Regions from separate parts of the Homo sapiens genome. Here region 1 is linked to region 2. The links are chromatin loops, found by intact Hi-C in ENCODE. Cell type or tissue: dorsolateral prefrontal cortex. All regions are shown on one strand. Each heading gives the region's core, and the rest is flanking DNA. Links, peaks and the distances in the headings are about the cores only. Region 1 overlaps CAPZB (capping actin protein of muscle Z-line subunit beta). Region 2 overlaps CAPZB (capping actin protein of muscle Z-line subunit beta).

Region 1 (9,344 bases), core at 1-8,000, 120 kb after region 2:
ACAGGTGCCCGCCACCATGCCCGGCTAATTTTTTGTATTTCTAGTAGAGACGGGGTTTCACCGTTGTTAGCCAGGATGGTCTCGATCTCTTGACCTCGTGATCCACCCGCCTCGGCCTCCCAAAATGCTGGGATTACAGGTGTAAGCCACCGCACCCGGCCCTATCTGTGAAGATTTATAACAGATTTACTCTCAACATCCAAAAACTGGAGGCAACCCAAATGTTCATCAACTGCTGAATGGTACGTCCATACCATGGAATACTATGGAATGCTCTACAGCAAGAAAAGGAAATATTAATACATGCAACATGAATGAATCAAATAAATCATGTTACACGAAAGAGGTCAAACACAAAAGACTCCATACTATCTGCTTCCATTTATTTACAATTATAGAAAAGGCAAAACCGCGGTGACAAAGCAGATCAGTGGTTGTCTAGGGATGGGGAACAAGGCTGTCTAGGAGGGGGAAAAGGGCCAAAGGGGCATGAAGGGACTTTTTAGGGTGAGGAAACTGTTCTATAACTCGATTGTGGTGGTGGCAACATGATTAGTACCAAAACTCAAACTGTACACTTAAAGCTGGTTAATTTTATTACTTGCAAATAATACCCTGATTAAAAACAAAAAAAAGAAGACCCTAGAAATCTTAGCTGTGGTTGGCAGGGGAGAGTGGAAGACACTGGGCATGTGAGAAGAGAAGGCAGTGTTTTATGTGTGTTGTGGTCTGAATGCTGGTACCCCCTCAAAATTCATATGCTGAAACATAATCCCCAATGCCAGAGTTAAGAGGTGAGGCCTTTAAGAGGTGATTAGATCATGAGGGCCCCACCTTCATGAATGACATTAATGCCCCTATAAGAGGCCCAGGGGAGCTGGCCAGCCCCTTCCACCATGTGAGGCGCTGTCTATGATGCAGAGAACAAGCCTTTGCCAAACACTGAGTCTGCCAAGACCTTGCTTACGGACTTCCCAGCCTTCAGAACTGTGAGTAATCAATTTCTGTTGTGTACAAATTATTCAGTTTAAGGTATTTGTTCCAGGAGCCCAAACAGACTAAGACAATGTATATATTTTTATTTTTGAAACCTGTGACTGAATTGCCTATTCCAAACTTGAGCTCTAATTCTTTCAAAGCCAACTGCAGAGGTGACTCTGTGCAATGGCTCAGGTAGAAGTGGTGTGGTCCATTGCTGGGTTCCTGTTGGTCAGGGATATAGGCACCAAAAGCTTAGAGGGTGGGGAGAATGAAAACCTCTGGATCTAACCAGAGCTGAATGTAGAAAACCATCTATCTCCTCTCCTCCCAGAAGCCAGTGCCTCCTGTCCTGGGCCTCTGGGCTCATGTGATAAAGACAAGAGCTACCATTTATTGGGCACTTACTATGTCCCAGGTGCTACGACTCATTTGACGTGCATTAACTCATTAACAGTGATAAGACCAACAACATGTACGGAGCCCTATATGTGCTAGGTATGACAGGCCTTCTTACCTGCTTGACCTCATTTAATTAGCCTCAAATCGATCCTATGACAAGGAACCAGTCCCAGAGAGTTAAGTGAAGCCCAAGGCTACACAGCTAAAAGTGTAAGGGAACAAAGATTTAAACCCAGGCAGTCTGGCCCCAGGAGCCCAGCTACCATCCATGACCAAGGACAACCCTTTTATTGGGACAGAGGCGACACTAATCACTGCACGCACTTAGGCTGAGGTGTGGTGGGTGGAGGATCAGACTCAGAGGTGAATCTGTGCTCCTGGCCTACTCCACCAGCTCCACAGCTCCGCCAGGAGGGTCTTTCACTCCCACACTGGGGAGGCAGAGCCAGATGCATGGAGCTATTCAAGGTCCTGCCTAGCTCCAAAGCCCTTACTCTTTGCACTAGACCAGGCTGCTTCCTTGGCTAATAAACAGTGAGAGCTGAAACCCAAACAAAAACAAGCAGCACACGTGAAGACAAAATGTTCCTGAGCTGCAACGTTTTTCAATCTTTTGAGCTCATAGATCACATGTCTAGGTCAGAGTCCTGAGCTTCCTCACGGCGCAGGTGATGTGAGAGGGGCTGAGTAACCTCGAGGTACCACTGAATGGCATCCTGCAGTCACTCAAAACGTGTGAGCCTGGAGGGACCCTGGTGCTCACATGGTCTGATATGCAAAGAAGAAAAAGAGGCATGGGGGATCGGGAATAGTTCAACATCACCCAGCACATCAGAGGCCAGGATGCAGTCCCAAGTCACGCTCCAGACTCCTGGTACAGTGCTCTTTTCACGCCTGCAGCATTTCCCATGGCATGCTGTGCAGGCCAATGGGGTTTAAGGGAGGTTTTAGAGAGCATATGGATGAATGCAGTTTAATAATTACCTATATTTAATATTCATAGGAAAAATATAACTAGCACATCAAACATGATTTTGTAGATGTTTCTGCTTACGAAGAGGCTAGATAGCGGTGTTAGGCTCAGGCCAAAGTTTTTTGTTTTTGTTTTTGAGAGAGGGTGTTGTTCTGTCACCCAGGCTGGAATGCAGGAGTTATTCATAGGAAAAATCCTAACACACAAGCTCCAGGGATCCTCCCGCCTCAGCCTCCCAAGTAGCTGGGACTCCAGATGCACCATCACACCCAGCTTTTATTTATTTATTTATTTATTTTGTAGAGATTGGGTCTCACTATGTTGCCTAGGCTGGTCCCAAGTGATCCTCCCACCTTGGCCTCCCGAAGTGCTGAGATCCACCATGCCTGGCAACTACGGGCACTGTGCCCAGCCCTCAAGCCAATTTTAAGGAAAGCCTCAAATAAATAATAATAAAAGTAGCATACAAATCCAGCAAACATTGTGCTGGTAGACAGCCACACTGGGCTCATTCCTGCAGTGCAGCAGGCTAAAGCAAGAAGGAATAAAAGGAAAGATAAAGCAAACAGAAGGGAGAAGGGAGGCAAAGAGAGGAACAGTCCCCTCCAGCGGCTCAGCTCTTGCGCTGAGGAGTGAGGCCCCCACAGCAGAGGACACGGATGTGCCACACTCATTCTCCCTACAAACTTATCTAGCCTAAGTCACCGCTCTTCTCACCCCAAACGTGCTAAGGTCCAAAGGTCCAAACACTGTGTATCAGCCCAATCACAGGGAGCAAATGGCCCTTTAACACCCGCCCTGAGACTACTATCAGAATGGCCTCCCTCTATCCCAGTATGTGGGACAGGTATCAGCTCAGATATTTAATCCATTTTCTTGCCTGAGTGATTCAGGTGTCCCCATTAAATTCTCTTCCATCTGCTGCATGCTTCCCAGTGCAGAGAGGCCAGAGGGCCCCCGAAAGCCTCCCCATTCACAAAAGCCCAAATGACCAGGGCTGTTTTGGTTTAAAGCACAATTTGGGTTCACATAACACCTCATTATGCTTCCCCGACATCGTTTCCACACCAGCATCAGATGCTGGGAACTAGAGCTTGAAAACACTGCAGGGCCGCAGAGCTCTCAAGAGCTGTGCCCATTCCACCCCTGCAGGGCCTAAGAATGCAGCCCTCAGCCAGGCGCAGTGGCTCACGCCTGTAATCCCAACACTTTGAGAGGCTGAGGCAGGAGGATCCCTTGAGCTCAGGAGTCCAAGGCTGCTGTGAGCTATGATTGAGCCACTGCACTCCAGCCTGGGTGACAGAGTGAGACCCCGCCTCCTAAAAAAGGGGGCTAGGCACTGACAATATGAACTCCAAACTATGCATATAGACTAAGACGCTGAAACAATATATTGAAAGGTTAACAGTGCTGCTGGCAAGCTAAGATTATGAATTATTTTTGTTTCTTCCCTCTTTTCTATATTTTCAAACTTTTCCATAATAAACATACTGCTTTTATAACAAAACAAAAAAACACAATAAACTTTTATTTAATGATACTATCAGGTTACAAAGGGCTCCCTCCTGATGGGGAGAGGGGTCCCTTGCCACTGGTGCTCACACTCAACCAAGCGCCATCCACTCCCCTCCACTAGCCTGTGGGCCTTTCACTAGCTCGGGGTCCCCAAGGCCTGGAACATAGGAGGCGCTCAGGGAATGATGATACACAGGGGTTGGGGGTGGAGTCGTGAAAAGGAAGTCAATGATAAACTCTGAGGTATCAGCTGTGCGGCAGGGTGGGGCGGAGCAGGGCAGGGCAGAGCAGGGCAGGGCAGGAGAGTGTACTGAAATAGAAGAGGGTAAATCAGAGCCTCCTTCCACCCAGGACTTCCTTCTCAGCATGGCCCTGCCTCCCACCCAGCTGCTTTGAAAGCTCTCCCACCCCTCACTCTTCTGGCTCCTCTGAGTTTAAATTAGTCATTTCCCCAGCACCCGCCATGCCCTCCTGGGCCACTGAGTCGGCACACGCCGTCTCTCTGCCTGCCATGTCTCTGGGCCCACCTCTCCTCCTCCTGGCAAATGAGCCCTCTCACCTCCACTTCAACAAAATCGGTCCCCTGGGACCCGTGCCTTGAATCTCTCAGCGAGACGCCTCCTTCAATGTACGGCTGCACTCAGACACAGCCCCTGACAGCAATTATCTTCCATTCTACAAGTCTGTCCGTCTGTCTGACTGGCTCCCACCAATGGTCTCCATATAGCGACGGCAAGTACCTTTTCATGCCCACCCCCAAGCTGGGCACACAATATTAATCAATGTCTCTTTGAATGAATGGACAGGGAGACGGGTACGAAGGCCAGCAGTAGTCAAAGGAAGCTTGGCGGTGAAGACGGGATAGGGCCAAGCCCTGAAAGGTAAGACAGAAAGACACAGGCAGGAGGGAACAGGCAGGGAAGGGGGAGCCACAAGCTGGTGGTGGCCAGAGGATTGTGGGTGCTCTACAGATGAACATCTTTTACGGCAGTAGATGACTATATGTTTATTTCAGTGTGTACTTTCTATATACAGCAATTGATATTGTTTTCCATTCATGGTAAGGACAAAGTTTCCTTCCTAAATAATTTAAGTTAAAAAGTGAGGAAACTTAAAGAAAAAATTAATAAATAACAGTTCTGGCATAGAGATTAATACAGCAAAAACCATGAGCTAACCTTAGAACACATTTTTGCAGGAAGGGAGTCCTCTCAACTTGGCCAGAACAGGGAGATTGAGGAAGTGAAGTGAAGCCTGCTAGGCAGGGAGGATGAGTCAGCTCAGAGGGCTCTGGGGACAGGCAGTGAGGCGGCGGCCACGGAGAGAGCATTTGTCAGAGCAAAGTGACCGGTTCAAGAAGGTGCAGAGAGAAAAAATACTCTACACTCTCCCTCCTGGGGACTTATCTCAAGGAAGGAAGATACTCAAAAGGAGGAAAAGAATACACACACACACACACACACACACACACACACACACACACACACGCCCGCCCACTGCAAGCAACAGAGAGCACAGTAAAGGGCTTGCAAATTGTTCACTTCTGTAATGCCCACAAGCACCCAGGTCGGGGGGTATTCCACAGAACCACAAGCCCAGGACAGACGGACTACTGTGCTTCACTCAACACTAGCACATCTTCCAAACTACAACACCGTCTTCACATGTCACATGTTAATGGCTGCATTCCATTCCATTGTGGCTTGAGCACAAGAGTTTGAGACCAGACTGGGCAACACGGTGAAACCCCGTCTCTACAAAAAATACAAAAATTGCTGGGTGCGGTAGAGCAAATCTGCAGTCCCAGCTACTCGGGAGGCTGAGGCAAGAGGACTGCTTGAGCCCGGGAGGTGGAGGCTGCAGTGTGCTGTCACCACGCCACTGCACTGTAGCCTGAGCAAAAGCATGAGACGCTGTCGCCAAAAAATAAAAAATAAAAAATAGTCCATTGCATAGATGTGCCACCATTTTTACCTACTGTTGGACAACCACTTTCTCCAGTGTCTTGTTACGATGATTCCTGTCCCTATGTACCCCATAAACATGAGCTACAGATCAAAGGGACCTGGGCTTGAATCTGGACCTTTCCTTAGATTTCTTCTTGAACTCAGGCCATTGGCATTCTGACTGTTCGACCCAATTGCCACGAAGCTCTCTCACAATGTCCTATTTGGAAAATGTGGTCTTTCCATGCATCACTGAAAAAGGATGTTCAAAGATGAGCTTTGAAACAGGCCTAAGTTTATGTGGCAGAAAAGACTCACACAAGAGTGTAGAATCTAGATTCTAGAGTGTTAGACATAGGACCTGATCCCAGTGCTCCAGTGGTTTACTGTGGGACCTTGGTCAAGCCCCAAACCCCTGTGAGCAGTAAAATTCCATGACACAGCAGAGGCTGAGGGCAAAGGCTTTTAAATTCAGAGCAGCTGGGTTCAAGACCTGACTCTGCCACTTATTGGCAATTTATATAAAGTCTAAATCTGTATCATTCTGAATTTACATAAAGGCCTAAATTCATAGGATCCCATGCTTAGAAGGATTCTGGGAAGGAAACGGAACGGTGCATGCAGAGGACCAGGTGAAGTGCACAAGAACCAATGCCACCACCTGGCCTGCCTTCCTAGCTCTGAGGCCTGCTGAATGCTAAGGCTGAGGTGTGAGCTGCTTGTACAGTGGCCCCCCTTTATCCTCGGGGGATACCTTCCAAGACCCCCAGTGGATGCCTGAAACCTTGGATAGTACCAAACCCTATATATACTGTTTTTTCCTACACATGCATACCTATGATGTTTAATTCATAAACCAGGCACAGTTATTATCAATAACTGATAACATCGAACAATTCTAACAACATACCATAATAAAAGCTACGTGCATGTGGTATTCTCTTCAAAATACTGGACTGGGGTTGATGGCGGGTGACTGAAATTGCAGAAATCGAAACTATGGAAAAAGGGGGGATGATTATACTTGTTCCAAAACGAGGCCCATCACCTAAGGCTTGGAAATCACTCTTTCCCCATTTGTTTCCCTTTAGATTCTGACATGTAATGAAATTCAAGTGGGAATTTTATCAGTTAACCCAATGCCTCAAACTGACACTGGAGTAAGTAGTCAAGCCTCTTGAAGCACTCGGAGCACAGACCCCAAGGGTGCAGGGCTGAGGATCCCACACTCACAGTATTTACATGTCTATGTTCTGACAATCAGTCACGTGATGGGAGGGCCCTTCGTTGGAACCATGGCAACCAGTTCTTGTCTGTTACGTCGAGAAATGCTTCCTCGGCTGGGCGCTGTGGCTCACACCTGTAATCCCAGCACTTTGGGAGGTCAAGGTGGGCAGATCACAAGGTCAGGAGATCAAGACCATCCTGGCTAACACGGTGAAACCCCGTCTCTACTAAAAATACCAAAAAAAATTAGCCAGGCGTGGTGGCGGGCGCCTGTAGTCCCAGCTACTCGGGAGGCTGAGACAGGAGAATGGCGTGAACCAGGAGGCAGAGCTTGCAGTGAGCCGAAATCGCTCCACTGCACTCCAGCCTGGGAGACAAAGCGAGACTCCGTCTCAAAAAAAAAAAAAAAAAAAAAAAAAAAAAAAAAAAAAAAAAAAGAAATGCTTCCTCAACAACCAATATGCATCTCACAGATAGTATGTAACCAAGATAAAAGTAGGATCCTTGAGGATATTCCCAGGATTCTCCTACGTGCTCTCCATCTGGAATACAGAAAGCTCAGAAACCATGGGCCATCAGCACACAGGGAAAACCAGTTCTGTGGCAGGCAAAAGGACAAGGGTATTCTAGTTAGAAGGTTGATAAACGCCTCCAGATAAAGTTATTAGAGGAAGGACAGATGAAATCAGTGTTTAAGAAAATGCGAGGCCTGTTTCCCAGGAATATTACCTAGTGCAAAGTAGGATGAAAAAGTAAGAGAGGTTGTCATGAACTGAGGACATGGAGACCCTACTCATCTCGAAGGCAGATGTTGCCATCTACAGCCTAGAGCTCTAAACCCTCTGAGGTTAGGGATCTCTTTCAACATCTCTGGGTGGCTCAAACCCTTGGGGCATGAACTAATAACCTGTCGGTTATGTAGGCAGGCAGCAGACTGTGGCCTCTGCTCGTCCCTGGCCGCAGGTGTAACACAGCCAGGGCAAGGAACCAGCTGGTCCTGAGTGTGAACACCAGCTTAGCCAATGACAGCTTTATCCTCATACTATGCTCTATTATTCCAGAGTCTGCCTGGATGTGTGCAGAGAAGAGGAGGAGAAAGGGAAGTGAGGGGCAGGACTATGCAGTACCCAAGGACTCAAAGGTGATTCCAGACCCTGACTACCGATTAGTAGTTACTATGTAGAGAATGAGGTTCCATTTTAGATGAAGAGCTGCAACTACTGCGCTTTCATTCTTCATTTTTTTTTTTTTTTTTTTTTTTTTTGAGCTGGAGTCTTGCTCTGTCACCCAGGCTGGAGTGCAGTGGCACGATCTCGGCTCACTGCAAGCTCCGCCTCCTGGGTTCACGCCATTCTCCTGCCTCAGCCTCCTGAGTAGCTAGGACTACAGGCGCCCGCCATCACACCCGGCTAATTTTTTGTACTTTTAGTAGAGACGGGATTTCATCATGTTAGCCAGGATGGTCTGGATCTCCTGACCTCATGATCCGCCCGCCTCGGCCTCCCAAAGTGCTGGGATTACAGGTGTGAGCCACAGTGCCCGGCCCATTCTTCCTGCATTTTAAGATGGGTTCCAAGTCATTAAAGCAAAACTGAGGGAGTCACCTAAGAAATACTCCACTTTCAGCTGCAGAAGTTTAAAAAACTCTAAAGAACATCTGTTGCAATCACTAACATAAAGCACTTTCCCCTGTACATGAAAATGACATCCTTGGATCAGACTCCAGGGTGCCTGCGAGGGACAAGTTTTAGAATCTGAAAGGAATGGCTTGAAAGGCCATCTCTGCCCCTTCCTAGCTGTGTGATGTTTTACAAGTATTTTTTAACTTTTCAAGGCCTCCATATCCACATCTGCAAAATGGGGGCATGCCAAGGCTATGGTAGTAATTGCATAAAATAATAACTACAAGGTTAAGCACAGAGGCCAGCCTAATCCAAGTCCCCTTGCATGATAAACCCCATAAGCAGAAGTGCAAAGGCCTGATCAGCTTAAAGGAGTGGCCCAAGAGCAAGCACCCTAGAGCCTGAAAGTCAGGATCTGTCCTTAGTGTGATCACTATTGCTTGCATTTTAGATGTACAGTATCCTTCAGCACAGTGATTTTTAGATCTGGCTGGGCATGGTGGCTCACACCTGTAATCCCAGCACTTTGGGAGGCCGAGGCAGGTGGATCACCTGAGGTCAGGAGTTCGAGACCAGCCTGCCCAACATGGCAAAACCCCATCTCTACTAAAAATACAAAAATCAGCCGGGCATAGTGGCACGTGCCTGTAATCCCAGCTACTTGGGAGGCTGAGGCAGGAG
Region 2 (10,419 bases), core at 1-8,000:
CAAGTGCCCCTGGGATCCCTGCTGTCAAATTCTGGATTTGTGGGGAAACGTTCAGGGCGACCGCATTCACGTATGTGTGGGGACGCTCATCAACAAAGCCAGAAACAATGAAGGCTTATGGAGATTTCACAGTTTACAAAACGCCTTTCACATATATTATCTCATTTAATTTTCACGGGCATCCTGGGGAAGTCTCAACTATCAACCCGGCCGGATGTGGTGGCTCAAGCCTGTAATCCCAGCACTTTGGGAGGCCAAGGCAGGAGGATCATTTAAGGCCAGGAGTTCAAGACCAGCCTGGGCAACATAGTGAGACCCCATCTCTACAACGACAACAACAAAAAGCGAAGTCAAGGCTTAAAAAAGAAAAAAGCTATCAACCCAATTTACAGATGAGGAAACTGAGGCTCAGAGGAATGCCCCCCTAGCAATTCTTTAATCATTTTGTCAAATTTACCCAACATATTGGTTAGGCAAAGACTTCCTAAATGTAGGTTTTATAACAGTTTAGAAGCAGTGGAAAGAGTGGGTAGAGGGCTGCTCAAGAAGAGTGCTACGGAGAGTGCACTCAGCCGGACTCTCACGTTTGATTCACACCAGCCATGGGAAGGAAGAATCAGAAAAATCAATCCCCAGAAGCAAAAATGGGCAAATGGAAGTGAAGCAGGGCCCAGGAGAAGCAACAGCACCCAGACTGAGTTCTGGCTACCGAATCCCTACAAGTCACAGGAAGAGCCCTCAAAATACTCAGCAGGTGCCATAAGACAAGACCTGGAAGCAAGCTGCATACAACTGAAAAAACTCCCAGGAGAAACGCAGACATTTGGTTCATGCTGGGGAAATACACGTTTCTGAGTATCTTCCCAGGACTGTCCCTGGCTCTGCGGCGGCCAAAGGCATCAGCCCCCACGGCCCCCAGGCTCCAAATCTCAGCCGATTCCCCAGGGGCTTCTTGCCAAGCTCACAGCGGGAGGTCAACATGGCCAGCGGGAGATGCGGCGGGCAAAGCAGCAGCGCACAGGACCTCTAGCCTGGGTGGTCACTGGCTCTTCTGGGAAGGAAGAGCCAAGCCCGCCAGGTCTTGGCTGGATCACACGAAGGAGAAAGTTCCAGAGCTAGAATCATGTTAGACACAGGAAGTTAGAAGTGAAATGGTGGAAGGCGGAAGGAGCAGGGGGCTTATTTAAGGGACAATGCTTGGGAAGGTCACGGCCAAGCAACCTCGAATCAGCGCTTGGAGACAGTGCTCGACTCTGTGGGAGGGAGGAGTCATCTTGAGCAGACCTGGCTGCCAGGGTTTCTACGCCAGGACGCCCCCAGTGGGCGGCCAGGGAACTGCACCATCACGGTGTATCTTAAAAAGAGTTTTTTCTCAATGCCATGATGGAAATGCCTGATGGCCACACTGTGAGGCTGACCCGAGTCGTGGGCCTTAAGTTGGCACACACAGACCAGACTGGTGCACTTAAGTCCCACGGCCTCGGAAAAGCAGCTCCACCTGGTTTTCTAAGTGCCTGACCCCACCTCCACCTTGGAAAGTCTGCTGCACCCCTTCTGGGGTGGGCCTTCAGTGCGCAGCCCCTGGACCTGGGCTCTGCAGCCCCAGTTGGCAGGGTTCCAAATGCCTTCTTTTTACAAACAAGTTTCCCTCCTACTCTCCAGGGATGCTGCCTCCTTCCCTACATCTGGATCTGTCACAAGCTCAAGTCATGGTTCTTGGCCATTACCAACAAGCAAGACTATTTTCCTTTCCATTAGCGAAACCTGTTTAAAGGAACAGCTGCAGCTCGTTAGGGGCGGAAGGTTATGCTGGTTGTGGCCGAGTCGGCACTGGGCGTCCAGGCAGCTCCAGCAGAGCATCTGGGCCAGCCAGGGTGGAGTCCAGCCCTGACTCTGCCCTCCAACCCCAGAGACTCAGAGATCAGAGAGTGAGGTCACCCCTTCCAAGCCAGCTAGCCCTGGACAGGCAATGTGCCGCTGAGCAGCGGGGAGGCTTATGTGGCTTCTGGGATCCCTGCACCAGCATCAGAGGCTCCTCTGAAGCATGGGGGGGTGGACGGCAGGCAGATCCCTGCCCTGGGGACAGTCAGGCCGGTGCACACAAGTGGCTGCTGCTGGAGAGGCAGCATCCGTCCCTTGGCCTGGGCTTCTTCAGAAGCAAAAGCCAAAAAATCAGCCGTCTTCCCCACACCCAGCCTCCACCCAGAGTGGAAAGCACACACACGTGATAGGTGCCGTGTTACATGGGGCCGAGGCTACACGGGAATGTGGCTGTGCACCGACCGGGAGCACACGTGGGGGTTAGTGGTGGTTTAAATGGCCGCGGAGCAGCAGCCGGACCGGCAGGGTCTCGGCGGGTTGGTGAGTCCTGTTTTAGTGGGGAGGGTCTCGCGGCTCTCAGGCAGGGTACCTGGATCGGCTTAATTATCAGGCTGGATGTAGATCTGGCGCTGGGTCAGCACTTGAGAGAGCTCCCTCTGCAACTGCTTAAACTTTTGGTTGTCAGGGATAGCATCAATAGATCTACAGAGAGTGTTCAAGATGAGTGGAGTGGGAGGGAAGAGAACGACGAGAAGCCAGGAACGCAGGGGGCCACAGCTGAGGAGGAAATTCAGGGAGACCCACGAGGCGGAAGGGGGGATGCCGTGGCGGCTCTGGGGTGTGGAGTGGTATCGCCGCTGCAGAGGTCCACGCTGGCGGTGGTCGTGGTATTCAGGGGCTCGCCACCACCACCCGCAGGCTCTTCGGCTTCTCTCCCCCACTTCCCAGCCACTGCCTGGGGACTGTGCAGGTTGGCTGGGCGGGAAAGTGTGTTTGGTGTATCGGGCAGTGGCTGCCAGTGGCAGGCCTAACGCCAGGGACCACTGGGCTCTAACCCTGTCACAGGTCACGAAGACCAAGCCTCCCCCAGGTGGGCAGGGGATCAGAAGACAAGGGTCCAAAGAGGACTCCTCCTCTGTTTTAAAACTGTAAAGCAGGTGACTGAAATCTGTCGCCCACCCCAGTCCACGAGCTGGGGCAGCCCCGGGACTGCAGCCTGCCTCTCCTCTGGGCTGGGCTGTGAGAGCTACACCACGGCAGTGGGTGAGAGGGCTGGCCGCTAAAGGCATAGCACAGCCCGACTCACACGGTGCTGCTGGACTGCAGAGCGTGTTCTAGATTCATCATCTCAGCCGACCGTGCCTCCTCGACTGGACAAGGGCCTCTGCGAGGAGTGCCAGAGGCCATGCAGCTCGGGATGACAGAGCTTAGGGGAGATCCCGGCCTCCTGACTCTCCTGACTCCAAGGCCAGTGCTCCCTCCACAGCCGTTTACTGCCCCCAGCTGGGCTCTGGCCTCATGTCAGAGGCCTGCCTCCTGCTCTGTCCGCCGTGGACCTGGAGGGTCCAGAGAGCGCCCGGCTTTTGTTTGGGCTGACACTGCAGAGCTGAGGGCACGAGGTGGGAAGGATGGTGCAGGACACTGGCCACTGGCAGCAGAGCCCTGGCAGAGGACGTCAGAGAGGCTGGGGCCCCCTGAGAACGCCCAGGCTGAGGGCCCTGCCTGCATGTGGCGTCAGGGAGGCTGGGGGCCTGAGAAGGCCCGGACTGAGGGCCCTGCCTGCACGTTGCGCTCTGCTGTCTCGGAGAGCAGGCCAGCCAGAGGCAGCCGGGCTGCCCGGAATGTGGTGTCATGGCTCCCCTAGGCCCAGGCTGGAGGGTGGGGAGATTTTTGAGCGGGGACTGACAAACTGCAGGGCTGAGGAGGCTCCGGGGGCAAGGGCACCAATGGCTGTTAGGGTGAACATGCCCCAGAAAACAAATGGTGCAGATAGGGACCGACAGCTGCTACGGAGAGTGCAGATGACACATCAGGACTTTACTTTCCAAAATCAACATAATGATCATCCCAGAAGAGGGGCACTGCAGCCTACCAATGAGGACACCGAGGCCCAAGACCACACAGCTAGTAACTGGCAGAGCCAGGGTTCAAATCCCTCTGTCTGCTTCTAAAGCTTGTGCTTTCTGGTACATTACCTCAGCCCATTGACGATATCCTTTGTTTTTCCAAAGTAGATCTCGTTCAGCGTACTTCTGATTTTATTTTCCATGTCCTGGAAGGGAGGTCGGTCAGCGCAGTGGCAAAAGGTCAGGAACCCTGAGGCCCACGCCCTCCCTCCACCTGCCAGCCCTGCAGTCCCCAGTGTGGCCACTGGAGGGTGGCACACGCCTGCTCTGGGGCATCAGTGAGCGCGCTCCAGGCTGCCAAGACCCCACCTGCCATCTGTGCTCCCGGCACCTTCCCATCCACAGTCCACAGGCAGGGAGGAAGCCAGTACCCAGGGATTGGCGGCCAGCTCTGCCCATGCCTGGGAGCTGCTCTAAACCACATCACCACCCCTTGGGCTCCCCACTAATTTTGTGAACAATTCTGTGAAACCCGAGAGCACCTCCCTGCCTTCCCAAACAACGTGGTGACAGGAGGGCCAAGGCAGCCGCAACTGAAGCCACACCAGGGCCCACTGGCATTCCTGGGATCTGCTTCCTCTCCCAGCGCAGGGCCCTGTTCACACCCAGGCGATCAGGGGAGACAAGACCTAGTGCGCCCCAGAGCCAGCGCCTGAGCAGTCTTCTGGGAGCCCAGGTCTGGGGGTGGAGCAGGAGGTGGCCCTGAAGCTGGAGCCTGCTGGCATCCAAATCAGAGGCTCCAAAAATATGAGGCCAGGGCAAAATCCAAGAAGCGCTCTGCCGGCTGCGGTGGAGCTGAGAGAAAGCAGCAGAGAAGGAGGCCAGCACAGCGGCTCCGGGGCTGCAGTGTCACTGCTGTGGGTCACTGCAGGAGCCAGCCAGAGCCCAGGTCACTCACCTCTACCAGGCGCCCGATGTTGGCTATGTGTGGGGAGCAGTCACTCACAGTTTCATCCTTCTCCATCTGCAAAAGACAGAAACATTCCAAGTCAGAGAAAGCCAGAGATTTCTGAGAACGGCAGACAGCCCACCCCACCTCCACGGTCTGCAAAGAGCCTACTGTTCCCACCGTGGAGCCAGCTGCAGGTATGACAAGGCCAGTTTTGCAGCCTGGGAACTGAAGCACAAACCGACTTCAGTTTCAGACCATAAAGAGCCCAGAGGGCAGAAGCCCAGAGTCCCACTTCCAAGGGAGAAGATTTTGCTGCTGCCCATGGTAGAGCAGGCAGATGCCCAGAGCCACAGCAGCAGCCCTTGGCAGGCACCAGCTCACCCGAGCCAACTGGAGAAGACTCACTCGGTTTGTCTTCAGGCCTCTACTGGCAGGCCCAGGCCCACGCTGGGCCATCCACCCCAGGTTCAGGGCCTGACACTGCAGGGGAAGCTTCTGTGCTGCTGCTGCGCCCTGGCGCTCCCAAATGGTGGCTTTGGGGTGCCATCTGCTGCAGTCTCGCAGGGAGGGACAGACAACCTCTGACGGAGACTTCAGGCCAGAGGGATTCAGTGGCTCACCCTAGTCATGCAGGTGGCAATGGCAGAGCCTGGGTCAAACCCTTCCTCGCACCAGGGCCTGTTCGTTCTACTCTGCGAGGAGAGTTTGAGCAAGAGAGTCTCAATATAGACTCTGAGGTTATGAGGGGGGCAGCAGCACTCAAGCCCCATCTCCTCTTCCCAAGCCCAGGAAGAGCTGGCTCTGACCCAATCATCTCAACTCGGAGGAGGGAGGAAATGGAGGCAGGTTAGGGTAGAAGGAATTCGGCACTTTCCCCCGAATTTTTTCTTATCTGAAGCCTTATTTCCCTGACAAGAATATAAATTCTTTCAGGAGAGATGTGCCTGCCTCATAACGCACAGGGTACCTGGAAGAGTGCTAGGAACATAAATGCTCAACGTTACTACACTGAAAACAGGAATACGCAGCTACGATGACTAATGTTGTTGAAATAAAATGTGGAAGCTGAAATAAATAATCAAGAAAGAGGAAGAAAAGAACAGCATCAGAAAGGGTAGAGTAGAAACCATGCAAGAAGTGGCCATCAAATTATAATACAAAAATGCAGTACTCTAAGGCTAAGCATTTATTGTTGAGATTCTAAATCTGCTTAGACATTATTTATAATTTTTGAAGCTTTATTAAAATAAAATAAAATTTGTGAGAGAAGCTAAAAAAAAAAAAAAAAAAAAAAAAAAGAAAGGGTAGAGTTCAAAATGAGACCAGGCCCACAGAAGAAAAACCAGCAAAAGGTGGGTTCCTCTCTTTGGAACCAGGAGAACAGGGTGGAGTCTGGGGGGAGATACTGTCTCAGAGGGTACGGGCTCTGTTGCTTCTCACCTATTTCTACATCTCCTCATCAGGGAGACTGACTTTCAGGCTGTGAAAGGTGGAACCAACCTGGTTAAGAGCGGGGTGAGCAGAGGGCAGGAGAGAACCAAGCCACTTTAAACGACCAGGCTTCCAGGGTCGGGCAAAACCGACCTGTGATTGAAATCCTTGACACTGGGGGCGGCAGCACTGACCCGACTTTTGTCTTTTTTTTTTTTTTTTTTTTTTTGAGACGGAGTTTCGCTCTTGTCGCCCAGGCTGGAGTGCAATGGTGCAATCTTGGCTCACTGCAACCTCTGCCTCCTGGGTTCAAGTGATTCTCCTGCCTCAGCCTCCCCAGTAGCTGGGATTACAGGTGCCCACCACCACGTCCGGCTTTTTTTTATTTTTATTTTTATTTTTTATTTTTAGTAGAGACAGGGTTTTGCCATGTTGGCCAGGCTGGTCTTGAACTTCTGACCTCAGGTGATCCACCTGCCTCAGCCTCCCGAAGTGCTGGGATTACAAGTATGAGCCACTGCACCTGGCCGACCCAACTTTTGTCAAAAAAGGAAGAATGGCCTCTGCAAGGAAACGCTAGCTCGAAACTGATCCAGACAACAATTTTTGATGGGATCGTTAAAATCATCTGCTGGCACATTTTAAACTCAGAGATCATGAGGAGCCAGCCAGGCTCACTGTGAACAAGCCCTGCACGAGAGCACTTCTTTTCCTGTTTTGGTGGGGATGCTGGGCTGGAAGAAAACACAACTACTTAAATAGGGTCGCATCCTTCTGGCAAGTTCCCATCTACCATCCTGCACCTGTGGCTGAGAGGAAGGGCAGGATGGAGCCTCTGCCGATAGGGGTAGGGACCTGGCCACATTTCCACAGCCCCCCACCCACTCCCCTCCACACCTGGTCAGGGTCAGCTCGCTGGCAACACCGACCCACCAAAAATAGAACCATTTGTGCACTGCATACACTATGTGGCACCCTGTAGCAGTCTCTGCCTGCCCTTGGTCAACTTGTTTGTCCAGGACTTAAGTAAAGGCCCAGCTGAGAGAACGACCAGCTTCCTATCGACAGTGTCAAGGGTTGAGATGGTCACAGGGTTAATACGGAACCCGGAAACCTGGGCTAGCTACAGAACGAGAGCAGCAACTTGGAATGGAGCCAGGCGGCAGCCACCTTTTTCCATCTCAGCTTCCTAGGAACCCTGTTTTAAACCCAAGGAAACCGAAGCTTAAAGAAGCAAGAATCATACAGCACTGTTAGATTCCGACGCCTTTGCTCCTCCTACTTCACCACGCCAGTTAAATGTACCAGGGCAAATGCAAGCCAGATATTTAGGCTCAAGGGTGCATTTCATGCAGTACAAAATGGGGAACTGCTGACTTGCAAACAGTTCCTATGAAGAGACTTGTGGTTTTTAGATAATTTCAAGTTTGACAAGGATGAGATGTCGCTACTAGGAAAGCTTTTGTGCAACTTTAAGGTGCACAGATGACACTATTCCTTGTGCCCAGATAAGGGGCAGCATTCCCACCCCATCGCGTGATGAAGACACTGCAGCTGCCAGTTTCCATTGCTTGCTTGGGAAGGCAGTGGTTACCCTCTGTTCTGTCCTGGCCCAGCTACATCTGCAGGGCTGGATTCAGTTTAGGGCACTTTTTTTTTTTTAATTTTCTTTTAAAAGACAAGGAGGTCTTGCTATGTTGCCCAGGCTAGACAGGAACTCCTGCAATCCTCCCACACAGCTGTAACTACAGGTGTGTGCCACTGTACCCTGCTAAGGCACTGGGTTTTAAAAGCCTTGAATGAGTTAGCATTCATCTGCTTAAAAGGTCTGAACACCCTGACACCAAGAAATGGGAGAGAACTAGGGCTATCCAGGCCTGGCGGTGGTGGGTGGGGAGGGATGTGTGTGTGCTAGGGGAGACACAAGAGATTCTGGCAGGGCTCTGAAGGCCTGCTGTCTGCCAGGGGAACAGACCCAACCTATGTCGCTGTAGATGGCAGAGGGGGGACCGAGCAGTGAGAGAACATCACGGCTCACTGGGCTGGACTCGGTCTGTTCTGATAGAGCTGTCCCTGACAGGCATCTGCTCACAAAGCAATGTGGTCTGGGAGACCGACGGGTCTGAGAAAACGGGTGGCATCTGACAAGGGGGGGGGGCGGTCTAGGTGAGGGCAACAGTCCAGAACCTGCTGCCTCCCAAGTCATAACAGTAAATATCTGCAGAAAAAAGACATCTGGTTCTGGCAAGGCTGTTTTACTGAGGACTAGTGGAAAAGAGGGAGAGAAATGCTAGAAAGACCGGCTTCTCTGCTCCCATCTGTCTTGGCATGCTCTGGCAAGTCATCCTGAGGAATCTCGACCCTCAGACCCCAGGGGGTCTCCATAAAACAGGAGTAGTGAGAGTGCCCATGAGCTTGAGAGTCACAGTTCTCATTTCAGGTCTAATAAACACACCAACCTCGGCAGCACTGGAGCGTCTGCTGGAACATCATCTTTATCTGCCACTAGCAAAACCCTGGTGCCAAGACGACGGGGTGGGCTGTCTGCTCAACAGGAGCTGGGGAGCACCCTCAGGAGGGAGGGGGCTCCATCCACCCAGCTTCAAAAAGAACTTTTGCATGCTGGCCCCCGGGGACTGTGTGTTCTCCCAGACGTGAAGGTGGTTACTGTGCCTAGGCTCAGGGCTGGGTGGAGTCAGCTCGGCAGGCAGGGAAGCCTGGGGGTTGGATGGAAATGAATGAGGTCCTTCCAGCAAATCAGAGTCTCTCCTCCTCCCCGGCTCCATGTGGACGGCAGATTCCCGGCCACCCTAGGGAAGGGATGAGGGTTTTGAGCTCACTGTGGGCCCCATTTTAAATGGGCACCAACAGCCCAAAGAGAGGCCGCGGCCATCGGCAAAGGTCCTGGGTCACCTGGGCAAGTCCAGTCACATCAGCAATTTGGCCTCTTGGTTACCATCTTTGTGTTTCAGAATCAAGAGCCATCTTAAAACAAACAGGCGAAACCCCTTGGCCAACAAAGGTAGGAGAGGTCGGGTGGAGGAGAGGGCTGGGTCTTGCAGTGTGCGACACTGTCCCCAGGAGCAGACTGATCCCCTAGAACACAGGCCCCCTCAGCCCATGGCAGGGAAGCTGAGCCCACGTAAATGGCCACGCAGCGGCTGGGGAGGGAAGGAGAAAGGTGCTTGGGGAGTGAGGGGCACAGGGCTCGGTGCACCCGGCCGTATTTCCACAGCCCCCTTGCCCGCCCCTGCTCACTCCCCTCCACACCTGGTCAGGGTCGGCTCGGTGGCAATACCAACCCACCAAAAACAGAACCATTTGTGCACTGCATATATTATTACATCCTTATAAAAGTGGCTGCCGGAAGGAAAACATTTTCATGTGTTGTGGCTGCAGATGTTCCACGAGGTGGTTCCAATGGCGTCTGAAGCCGGAGCCTGGCCCGTGTGTCCCCAGCAGGCGCCTCTCCTCCTCCCCATGGCCCTAACACAGGCAAGTGTTTGGAAGCTGGCAGCCTTTCCCCCAGAGGGGATGTATTACACCTCCCACTGCCACGTGGCATCTTCTAGCGCGACCCGCAGGGCGTGGCCCTAAGGCATGGGCCCCACTCACCGGCGCTGAGGCCCCGCAGCTCCTGTGCTGCAGCCCGAGAGGAAAGGGCCTGGGCTTGTCTAGGCCTCCATGTCTTTGCCTTCACCTCGCACTAAATAAACAAATGTACACAAAAGGCCTAGAGCGGGACTTGCCAGAATGGCAGCTCTCACCGATTGTCAAAGCACAGCTCCATCCCCAGCACTCTTCTGGCCTCTGGCATCCTCCTGGTCACCACACTGTGCTGTGGGTTGGAGGTCAGGACCCGGCGTGCAGCCAGGCCAGAAGATGGTGGTCAGACGGCTTCCCAGGGAAAGTTACGGTTGCCCAGTTTAGGAAAATTTTGAATCTAGAATTGTACATATTCAAAAAGCCTCTCCTTGCAAGATATATGGTAGTAGCAGTAATTGTTTTTATTTTTATTTTTGAGACAGGGTCTGGCTGTGTTGCCCAGGCTGGAGCACAGTGTTGTCACCACGGCTCACTGCAACCTCGGCCTCCCAGGTTCAGGCCATCCTCCCACCTCAGCCTCCTGAATAGCTGGGACTACAGGCA

Evidence for each region. Peaks named below come from ENCODE experiments on the same cell type or tissue, not always from the same donor. Only the 100,000 strongest peaks of a DNase experiment are listed, where the experiment ranks them.
Region 1: it touches region 2 in a loop (2.0-fold over the local background); 3 of 110 quality-filtered maps call a loop at or near these places.

What each region holds. Positions count from the first base shown.
Region 1 is chr1:19,464,431-19,473,774 of GRCh38, forward strand. The region is part of intron 1 of CAPZB (capping actin protein of muscle Z-line subunit beta); the gene reads right to left. Among named protein-coding and RNA genes, the nearest start is that of CAPZB, 16 kb to the right of the region's middle. RefSeq lists enhancers at 3,945-4,239, 4,618-5,408, 5,409-6,198 and a silencer at 3,968-4,017. In dorsolateral prefrontal cortex, for the core only: no CTCF peak of the experiment used is centred there; no DNase peak of the experiment used is centred there; H3K27ac peaks cover 5,687 bases.
Region 2 is chr1:19,340,342-19,350,760 of GRCh38, forward strand. CAPZB (capping actin protein of muscle Z-line subunit beta) reads right to left here. Exons shown (of 9, transcript NM_004930.5): 7 at 4,846-4,911; 8 at 4,017-4,093. Among named protein-coding and RNA genes, the nearest start is that of SLC66A1, 33 kb to the left of the region's middle. RefSeq lists enhancers at 411-1,385, 4,082-4,131. In dorsolateral prefrontal cortex, for the core only: CTCF peaks have their summits at 1,329, 1,528, 4,200 (motif pointing right) and 4,402; DNase peaks (open chromatin) are centred at 1,320, 4,220 and 5,188; H3K27ac peaks cover 4,393 bases.